2 separate regions of the Mus musculus genome follow, and region 1 is linked to region 2. The links are chromatin loops, found by intact Hi-C in ENCODE. Cell type or tissue: left cerebral cortex. All regions are shown on one strand.

The links. A loop is a pair of places that touch in the nucleus more often than their neighbours do. Peaks named below come from ENCODE experiments on the same cell type or tissue, not always from the same donor. Only the 100,000 strongest peaks of a DNase experiment are listed, where the experiment ranks them.
Region 1: a loop joins it to region 2, with 2.0 times the contacts of the local background. A loop is called at or near these places in 5 of 42 quality-filtered maps.

What each region holds. Positions count from the first base shown.
Region 1 is chr5:27,547,453-27,552,452 of GRCm38, forward strand. The region is part of intron 6 of Dpp6 (dipeptidylpeptidase 6); the gene reads left to right. Among named protein-coding and RNA genes, the nearest start is that of Gm16058, 4.1 kb to the right of the region's middle. In left cerebral cortex, no CTCF peak of the experiment used is centred here; DNase peaks (open chromatin) are centred at 1,978 and 4,411.
Region 2 is chr5:27,613,061-27,618,060 of GRCm38, forward strand. The region is part of intron 8 of Dpp6 (dipeptidylpeptidase 6); the gene reads left to right. Among named protein-coding and RNA genes, the nearest start is that of Gm16058, 62 kb to the left of the region's middle. In left cerebral cortex, a CTCF peak has its summit at 2,965 (motif pointing left); DNase peaks (open chromatin) are centred at 2,265 and 2,949.

The DNA.
Region 1 (5,000 bases), 66 kb before region 2:
GGAACAGCATGAGAAAGGTAGGCAGGCTGTGACTCCCCAGAGGCAGAGCAGATGCAATTTCCAGGCAGACTGCTTGCCTCTCTGCCACCTCTGCAGCCACCTTCATAGGCAGGACACATGGAGACACACCATGATTCACCCACCCAGTACCAAGTGTTCCAAGATGAGGGCAGAGGCTCAGTAGCACACAATGGGGAGAAGGCATAATGGCCAGGTAGCTTCCTGACTCCAAGACTCTTGGCTCAGTCAACAGCAGGCAATTGTGGGATTTCAGACACACAAGAAGCAATTGACAGAGCACACTGATTATAAAGGGTTTCTTTTGAGAAGTCGTGCTTTTGATAGTCCAGATTAGAATTTCACCTTAGCCAGTGGTTTCTATCCTTTCCAATGCCATGAAGTATAGAGGCTTGAACTCCACTAAGAGGGTGGTATGACCTGACCTCTTTGGAATTAATCTTTTCCATAAACAGAAACATAGACAGCCAGGTTTCTAATGACTAATGAAAGGGTCAAGGTTTTATATCTCTGTGAATTCTAATTCTTATTCACCACACTACTGCTCTAAGGCAAATTCCTACAAACCTTTAGAAGTGCTGGAAGAAGCTCTCAGGGCATTGTTAGTCTAAAATCTTATGACTTCTAGGTACCAGTGCTGTGCTGGGTACTCATACCGAATGTACCCAGTTCCAGTGTTATAGTCGGCACTCTAGTATTTACTAAGTACCAATACTATACTATCTATTGTACTAGGTACTAGTAGTACACTAGGTATAAATAGTGCACTAAGTACTAGTACTAGTAATGCACTAAATACTAGGAACCAGTACTGTACTAGTACTGCCCAGCATGACTGGAAAAGCCAGTGGTTAGAGAATGATCTAAACACCTTAACACATTAAACTCCATCAGCCTGCCCTGTTACATCCTACAATCTCACTGTTGTTAACTCCAAATTCACTCTCTCTGCTCCGATGGAGTTCTGCTGTATTCTTCTCCATGACTTTCCCAGCACCCCTTCTCTACTGGCTAATTTCAGCCCTGAGCAGCATCAGCTGCTAATGACTACAGTCCCAGCATCTCCAGCTGTGTAAGTCAGGAAAGGACACTTGCTGTGGGCCTCATCATGTCAGGCATCACCCAAATTGGCCCTGCTGTGGCTCAGCTCCTGTCTGTTAGGATGGGCTCTTCCCTCTAGATTGCTCCAGTTGTGTTAATTATTCTCAGCCTGACTGCTTCTGACCCCGACAATTTGCCAATGTGTGGCATAAAGGAGATGGGTGCTGAGAAACACAGCAGAACCCTAGCAACGGGGCTTCTGCATTGGGTTGCAATCTATGGTGATACCATGACCTTGGCAACCCCTGGACTTTCCCCACATCCCAGAAGCCTTGGTCCATGCACTCTTCCATATACTCTCTTAACAGGACTCTCTCAGGCCCTTGTCAGATTGCAAGCCCCTGATCCTGTGAGCTCAGTCTCCTAGCACTCAGCTCTGCCTTTAGAAACGAAAAGGAATGGCCAGGCAGGTTAAGGGGAATCTGTACATGCTGAACTGTTCTAAAAAAATAAAAATTAAAAAAAAATTTAAAAAATGGTAGAATCTTCCAGCAGACAAGTCAGTTTCTGTGCCATAGACTTCAAACCTATGAGCTAGCAGTTCCATCAAGTTCTCTTGGGTGGAGGGGTATGCAGTCACACAGACAGTTCTTCCATGGCTGTGAGATCCCAGAGCTTTGGCTATAGCTGTGTTGTTCTCCCAGACTGCCTGCCATTGATGTGCTTTCGAATTCCTACTTGAGCTCTGCAGGGACTTAGGGCTAGCTTCCCTGTATTTCCTTTATTCCAATCTGTCATCACTACTAACTTTGCGCTTTAAAAAGAAAAAAACAGAATACACATTTTAGCTGGTTGAAAATAATTCCTGAGAAGGCTTCCTTTGTCCTCAGATAACAGAAGCAGCTCTCGGTGGCTCCTCCCACAGAACCTGAGCTCTGTCGCTGTGCCTATTAGAGACACATGTCTGTTGCATAGACATGTGTGTAGATGACTATTGCAGCTTGGAGCTTTGGCATATGCACTGTGTTCCTGAGCTTACCATGAGCACACAGATAGTACTCAGTTCTCTCTGTCAGAGTGAGCCACTGAGCCCAAGCTGCCTCTTTGGCTAGGCCTGTTCTCAGGCATCGGTATATCTTTTACATGGTTTACATTAACTACAACTATAGCCATAGGTGAAGAATTTGAGAAATTTGCCCTCATGGCCTGAAAGCATACTGGGCCAGACACCTACGGGTCGATACAGAACTGTAAAGGATGGGGATGAGAGAAAATAGACCCAGATGGGAGACAATAGAGCCTCTGTGGTCTTTTGAGATGGTGGACCATGTGTGCAGCATCCTTCAGGATGCTGCTGTCTGTCTTCGTCATGTTCCAGTCTGGTCTCCTGACCCACAATGGGAAGAACTCTCTGTCTTTTTCTCCTGCATCCATCTCAGGGCAGGCTATGTAAGCTTTTGTTCCAAAGTAGAATTTTGGGAAAAGATGAACACAGAAGCTTCTAAAGGTGTGGAGACCTGTATTTAACTATATAGTTTTGAGGTGAGCCTAGAAGAAGGGAAGCAAGCCCATCTCTCATTCCATCTGAAGGAGGCCCAGGGTCACAGAGATCAGCCTTCCATGTGCCTGAGCCACCTGCTGTCCCTTACTTTCCAAAAGGGCAAGTCCTGACATGGCAATGGTACAGCAGGTTAACTGAGCCTAGCCAGCCTATGCTGGAGGAACAAGGAACCTAAAAGTTATGTACACACAATCGTCTCCACCAGTAGCAGAACAGTCACCTCTGTCAACTGACTCCCAAGAACAGTGACCAGTGATGGACTACCCCACCTCAAGGAGTAGATAGTTTCTCAGAGAGGTAAAGCCATCAGCCCAGGGCTACACAGCCTGTTGTGACTGAGGCTTTGTGAGTCCAACCCTCATGTAGCAGAGACTCCCACATCATCAGTCTTGCCAGGATGATCTGTTACTGGGCACACTGATCAGATGCCTCCTCTGAGACAGCAGGCCCAAGGAGGAATGAGACCATGACATCATGATGGGGTCTGCTATGAAGGTAAAAGATAACATGGAGTTCTGAGTCTCACCTGCAGCAGGGAGCAACTTCCTGGGGGCCTGGGAGCCAACCAGAGAGGAAACTGCAGCTACCTGTTAATTTTGCTGGTTCTTTGTTAATGGAGTTTGAGGAGACAGCATGGGTTGGCAGGCTTTAGCTGGTTCAAGACTACAGGACAGGGATGGGTGCCTTGGGTGGCCGCCTGTGATGTCTTCTGTGGAATTGTTCGAGTTTTCCAACAGGCAGGCACCTGTCCTCTCAGCTCAGGAAGGGCTTTCTCAACCGGCACTGGAGGTCAACTTAAGCTCACCTGAAGATGTATGGAAAATGAAGGGCCTAGAGCATGGCTCCCTCCCCTCCTGACCTTTCTTTCCCTTTACCCCCCCCCCCTCGCTTCCCTTGCCAAGCCCTTTTGAGGCACGCTTCTCACATCCTTAATTTACAGATCTAGACCACACAGCTTGGTGGTTTGTAGGGTATTTGAAGGACTTGGCCACTATTGCCTCTCTGCTTTGGAACATTTTATCTCTGCCAAAATATTTCATGGTTCAAACACCTGCCCCAGACCCACTCTGACCTGTCTTATTTCTTCTTTTATTTGGGGTAGATTGAGAGTAGACTAACCTAGGGACACAGTGACCAATAAAGCAGACTCTCTTTTCTTATGACTTGGCATTTCCTTGTGATCGGTGTTCCTGTCGGACATATTGGGGTCTCAACCCAGCTGCCCCATTGCACGTCAGTGATCAGAGTCCAGAACTTGTGTGGGATCAGGGTCAGGGTGGAGGTAAGGCATTAACATAACAGTAGCAGGGCTCATGTGCTTTTAAGCCCTGATGGTGTGGGACCCCTAACACAAGAACTTCAGTGACTGATTCATGAGATATTCAAAGGGTGACAGGTATAGCTAGGTACTGAGTGGATTTCAGTTATTACAAATACTGTTCTTGACCCCTCAGTAACTGAAGGTTGCCCCTTGCTGATCTACTTTGCATTTGTAATCAGTGTGCACCTACTGTGAATAGCACTTGCCTAGGTCTGAACTTGTATCTTTTTGTGTCTCCCACTATACTAAACATATGAGAAGACTCAAGAAAACTCACAATATTTGACGCTGAAGATGTGGGGTTGGGATATTTTTATGATTTTAGTCATGAAAGTTTAAAGCCAGGGGGAAAAAAAGCAAATTTTAGCTTTTTGTCCTCCTAAATGCCATTGCTGTTGGGGAAGCTTTTCAATCCCTCAAAATAGCTTTGGAAGATAAATGAGCAAACTTGGCTGGGCGCTAATTCACTCTTCAGAATCCAGTATGATTTATGCCCTGTTCTGTTTATTGCTCAAATAAGCAAAATCAGAATGGATCTCGTGATTATTTTGAGCTATGTGAAGTCCAGATCATTTTATTCTTCCTTAATCAGTTTTGTACCAATCCATCTCTACCCAGAGATGATTCATCCATCACAGAGCCCAATGCCCATTCTTCAGAATAAATGAATAAAGAAAGGTAAAGGAGGGGGTGGAGAGGGCACTAGACAGCCCCCAAATTAATCACCAGGTTACTTTGTGTCCCTACACATACACACACACACACACAGAGAGAGGGGGGGGGAGAAAGAGAGAGAGAGAGAGAGAGAGAGAGAGAGAGACTTTTAGAATAACCCAGTATATGGTAGGGATCACTGGCCAGATTGTCAGGCATGTCCAACCTTTTTAAACTGAGACACAGGCTGGGCGGTGGTGGTGCACGCCTTTAATCCCAGCACTCAGGAGGCAGAGGCAGACAGATTTCTGAGTTTGAGGCCAGCCTGGTCTACAAAGTGAGTTCCAGGACACCCAGGGCTATACAGAGAAACCCTGTCTCGAAAAACAAAAACAAAAACAAACA
Region 2 (5,000 bases):
TAGTTTCAAGGCTTTAAATTATGTGTTGGTTGTGGGAATATGACAGATAAAGTTGCACCTTGGGTTAGCATGATGAACCTTAAAATCTCTAGTAGATACACCTGATATCCAGAGCTCATAACCTGGAATTATTTTGTTCACTGTTTCTTTGCTTCTTTAGGCTTTTATTTCTTTTTCTAATTCTAAAAGTTTCAGTGTAATAGGCTATATAACTCTGAAGTCCCATGTCTAACCTTTTCCTTGTCTAATAGTACCAGAGACACCAGTGTTAAGATAGAGGTCTGTGATCCTGCCTCTTGGTTTTAGGATGAAGTGTTCAGCTGTCTTGAGTATTGAGAAGCTCTGGAGGCAGAAGTGTCCTCTGACGATAGACCTGGGCCAGCACAAGGTACATGGCTCTCCATAGAGGTGCTGAGAAGCCATGGGGTGCAGAATTCTGCCTCCCTGAGTCCTACAGGGTCACCTGCTGACTTCTCCCACAGGAAAGACCTGTCCTCCCTTTCTGCAGAAATAAATATACCTGGCAGTCAGTTTATCAAAAGAAAAGCAGATACTGCTGTGGGTGCCAAGTCTGTAAGGTATTGGAATTTTAAGTAAATGTTACTAGAGGACACTTCTAGGAGGTGTCGCTCCATGGAGGTCTGGGGCTATGTGCCACCCTGAATGGGATTCTAAGCACCTTGCCTACACTCACTAGGACGCTGTCTCAATGGATCTATTCAAAACCACACTGTAACCCCTTCTCCTGATCATGGGCCATCTATTAGAAGTGACACCTTGTCTAGCAGTGTATGCCCTCCCCTCTGCAAGCTTCTTGTGTCTCGGCCCAGTAAAAGGTGTGAAATTCAGGTAACAAGATGCATCCCTGGAGATACTAGAGGTATACATCCCTCACACATCCAGAATTGTGTTACAAGTTTCCACCAGGGGATTCAGCTACATGGATACTTGGTGAAGAGGAAAGAGGAAAGAGGAGATATCAAGGACCCTTCCCTCAGTAACAGTGGGCACTTAGCCAGACTAGGGAATAGAGACAAGCCACAAATATAACTTCTGTTATCACTCAGGCATAGTCCAGGCAATTGCTATCTCCAGAGCCTCAGCTGCTGGCTGTCATTCTTACCATGGGAAACAGTGGTTTTAACAAGTGCACCTGTAAGTTATGAAGTTTATGTAGCAAGATGGCATTTTGCCACACCTTAACTGCATGGCACAAATCCCCAGTACATAGACATTTTGGGGGAAATGATATATTTTGACTCTAAAGTGTAGAGTAAAAATTAGAAAACTAGGCAACTATCAATCCACTAATACAAGAAGTAGCCTGCCAAGAAAAAAAAATGTTAATTGCTCCATAGTTCCTTCTATCAAGGTATTATCAGGGCATACTTGCTAGACTCTTCCGATATCTGTCTTTTATTATGGCTTTAAGTCTGAGATATTGTGAAGAGTGACCCAACACAAGCTTCTCCTGATATAGAAAATTAAAAACAAAGAGAGGAGATTTGACATAAAAAAAATTAGTGGTTGTTGCCATGTTACCCCCATCTTGGGGCCCTCACAGCTGTGCTAAGCAAGCTTTGCTTCCTCCAGCAGGGGACACTGGGCCAGGCACCCATCTGTGTATATACTCAGAGATTCTGACTAATGACCAGTACTCTCGAGGCCTGAGCATTTGGGGGCTCTGAAGAGGGTAGTAGAGATTTAAGGGCCCCTTGGACTTAAGAGCACAGGGCAGCCCTAAAATTTGGTCTCTGTTCAAGCAATGAACTCAACATGTCAGAGCCTGTCATTCCTCAGCCAAGCTGAGTTTTTCCTTCATGCTATGCAAAGGGCAGAGCCTGCCATTTTGAATGGCTATGTACATTTGGAGAAAATAAGATGGAGATGAATGGGGTAGGAGAGCAGTCACCAGCTGCAGCCTGCAGCACCCCACCATAGCTCAAGTGGAAGCTGAGATCCTGCTGAGGACTACAATTCTATGACTTCTCTGTGTCTTGCTGACTTGACTCCAGGGTACTAGGGATTTAAGTTTCCCGTGTCCTTTCCAGAGATTTCTATATATACTCTCTTCATGGGAGTGTGCAGCGGAGTCTGGAAAACACACCATGAGGCACAAACAAAAGCAAGAGGAAAATTGGAGAGCATATCCTTGCAGTCTGCTGGAGCCAGCCACCAGTTCACAGGCCTCCACGCCGCCTCCACTTTCCATAGTAAAGAACAACTGTCTGTGTGCACCAAGATCCCAGAAGACATAGGAAGAGAGGGGCGTGTGCAATTCAGCGGCTCTGGTACCTTGACAGGTCTAGCATGAGAGTGTCAGTGCCATGCTTGTGTTTGGCACTGTTGAAATTTCAAGTTACTGCCCTCTGTAGGAGAATGACAGGGACCCTGTTTTGTGATGCAGTATAGCTGAGCTGCCGTAGTCAGTGAGTGGCCCTTCAGTGATCTGTCCACCAGTCTCTGGATGTCCCTGGTGATACACAGGCATCTGAGACTATGGAGCGGTTTGTAGCTCAGTTCGTGTTTGCTGAGCATACATGAAGCCCTAGTAGATTTTTCACTGCGCTACATAACACCAGGTATGATGCTCTAATCCCAACACTTAGGAGGTGGAGACAAAAGGATCAAGTCATAGTCACTGTCTGGTACACGGTAATTTGGAGGCTATCCTGGGCTACATGAGGCCCTGATATGACATGAGAGAATATAGGCAAAGCCATGGACTGTAGCCCTGTAGAAGCTGCTCCAGAAAAAATCCTCACTAAAAATGTCCCCGGTCATAAATAAGAGTGTCTGTCACCACTCCTCATACCTGACAGTGCCTTAAGAGAGAATTAAGGCATCCATGTAAGTGTCCTTGGACTTGCTGCACAGCGTGGCTGGCTTGCAAGGTGAAAATTCTATAAGAAAAGCAAAACCTCAGTGAAGGAATAAACGGTAAAAATGCTGCCACCTGGTGGCTGCCTTAGTCATGTGCAGAACACACTACTGCTCTCAGGTATTTGTGAGAATTTGCTGATCTCTGATGATAAGGAGCTTTGCTAGCCATGTGTAATACGCAAATAACGGTGCTGATTAGCACGGGATGTTTCAAGCCTTGCGAGGCCAAAGCCGCATTTGCCTTCTGGCTTGATATTCTCTGATTTCTTTTTTAACCTCCCACTAAATTCCACACCCGGCACCTTGGATAATGTGTTTAGTGGCAGGAGAAGGCAGCAGATGCAAGCAGGAATAAATAAGGCTTTCCATATTTAGAATGAGGCCATTTATTTCCGAGTCCAGATCTATCAGGTGTGTTATTTATGTACTTTGCAAATTTTCTTGGACCCAGATATCACAGGCCACCACAGCAATGGTTGAGTCCTCCAAGTGGTTCCTAGGATGAGCTAAACTCCACCCTTGTCTGTCTCTTATCTTATTAAAAGATGGCAATCAGTAGTGTTGAAGCCAGGCATGCATTGAGTGGATTTCTGTATTGAGTAGAGTGTAGCAGATTATCTAGGTGACAGCACTCTTAATTGTACAGTAACAGAAAGAAGGGGATCAACCGAGTTCTGTCTATCCCTATGCTGTGACTGGGGATGACTGGCTCAGGCTCCTCCTACTAGCAGTCTCCATCATCACTGGGCCATGGTTGAATGGGTTGCATGCTGGCTCATGGATCATGAGCATATCATAGCTCGTGGCTATGGATATGCTTCACATATCCCAGATACTGGGCAGGCTTCCGCCATCCCTGAGCCCATCCCCAGATCACTCAGAGGATTCCAATAGTATTGCCATGTGTCTGTAACTTACAAATGCTCACTAACTACTGTAGTAGAAAAATACATCCTCTGGCCTTGTTGGACATCAATGGGAGGAGAGACCCTTGGTCCTGTGAAGACTTGATACCCCAGTGTAGGGGAATGCCAGGACAGGGAAGCAGGAGTGGGTGGGTGAGTAGGAAGAGGGGGATGGGATAGGGGGTTTCAGAGAGGAAAGGAGGAAAGGCAATAACATTTGAAATGTAAATAAAGAAAATATCTAATAAAAGATAATATTTTTTAAAAAAAGAAGCAGGGGGAGAGGAGATGGGATAGGGTGTTTTCAGAGGGGAAACCAGGAAAGGGGTTAACATTTTAAATGTAAATAATGAAAATATCTAATAAAAATATAGTATGTGAAAGAAAAAGAAAAACACATCCTCAAGGCTTAGTGTCACCTGCCCTTCCTATCTTATTAGATTGCAATGAGGCTCAAAGGACACATGCAGTGTTTGATTCAAACTTGGGAATAGATGGGTTCTGGACATTTGGTTTATGCAGCATTTAAACAGAAAGAAGGATGCTTAGGCAAAACAAGAGTCTTGCACATGTAAGAGTTTGCAAAAGTAGCTAGAGAATGTTCTAGAATTTCATCATTTGAGGCAGGAGAGAGGTGATATGAATAAGTGGGACCATTCTGCCTTGGATCTGAATTCCAAAAGCACTCGTGTAAGATTTGGAACTCTTCACAAAGTCCCCATTGTCTCCTCTGGTCTGTTGATGAGAACATTAAAGCCCTCCCTTGTGAGAGAACAAGGAGTGGACACAGCCCTGAGGCAGCACCTGCCTTATCTGAGTTCTTGGTTGGCTAGTGGCAAAGTTCCCCCAACCAGGAGATCCCCACCCCACCCCAAGCTTTCTGTACCATTCTGCCTAAGGCATCTCTGGTAGAGGTAGTGTGCCGTAAGCTCTCCTCAGGCTTCCCCAAATTTCTGCCTAGGATGGTTCATACAGTACTTCTGGCAGCCAGAGTTACTTCTGTCTCCTTGGCTGGATCAGTGTTTGGGGGCAAACACTTAATGGCATGGTTCAGGTTTTAGGATCTTCTCTGCTATTTAGATTTGAGCAAAATAAAATCCACTCTAGCTGTTGCTTCCATCAGAAATGCCAAGTATCACAAAACAAACAGGTTTATTGAAAGAGCCAGATAAACATCTGATCCTCTGAAACACAACACAGTATTTGTCTTTA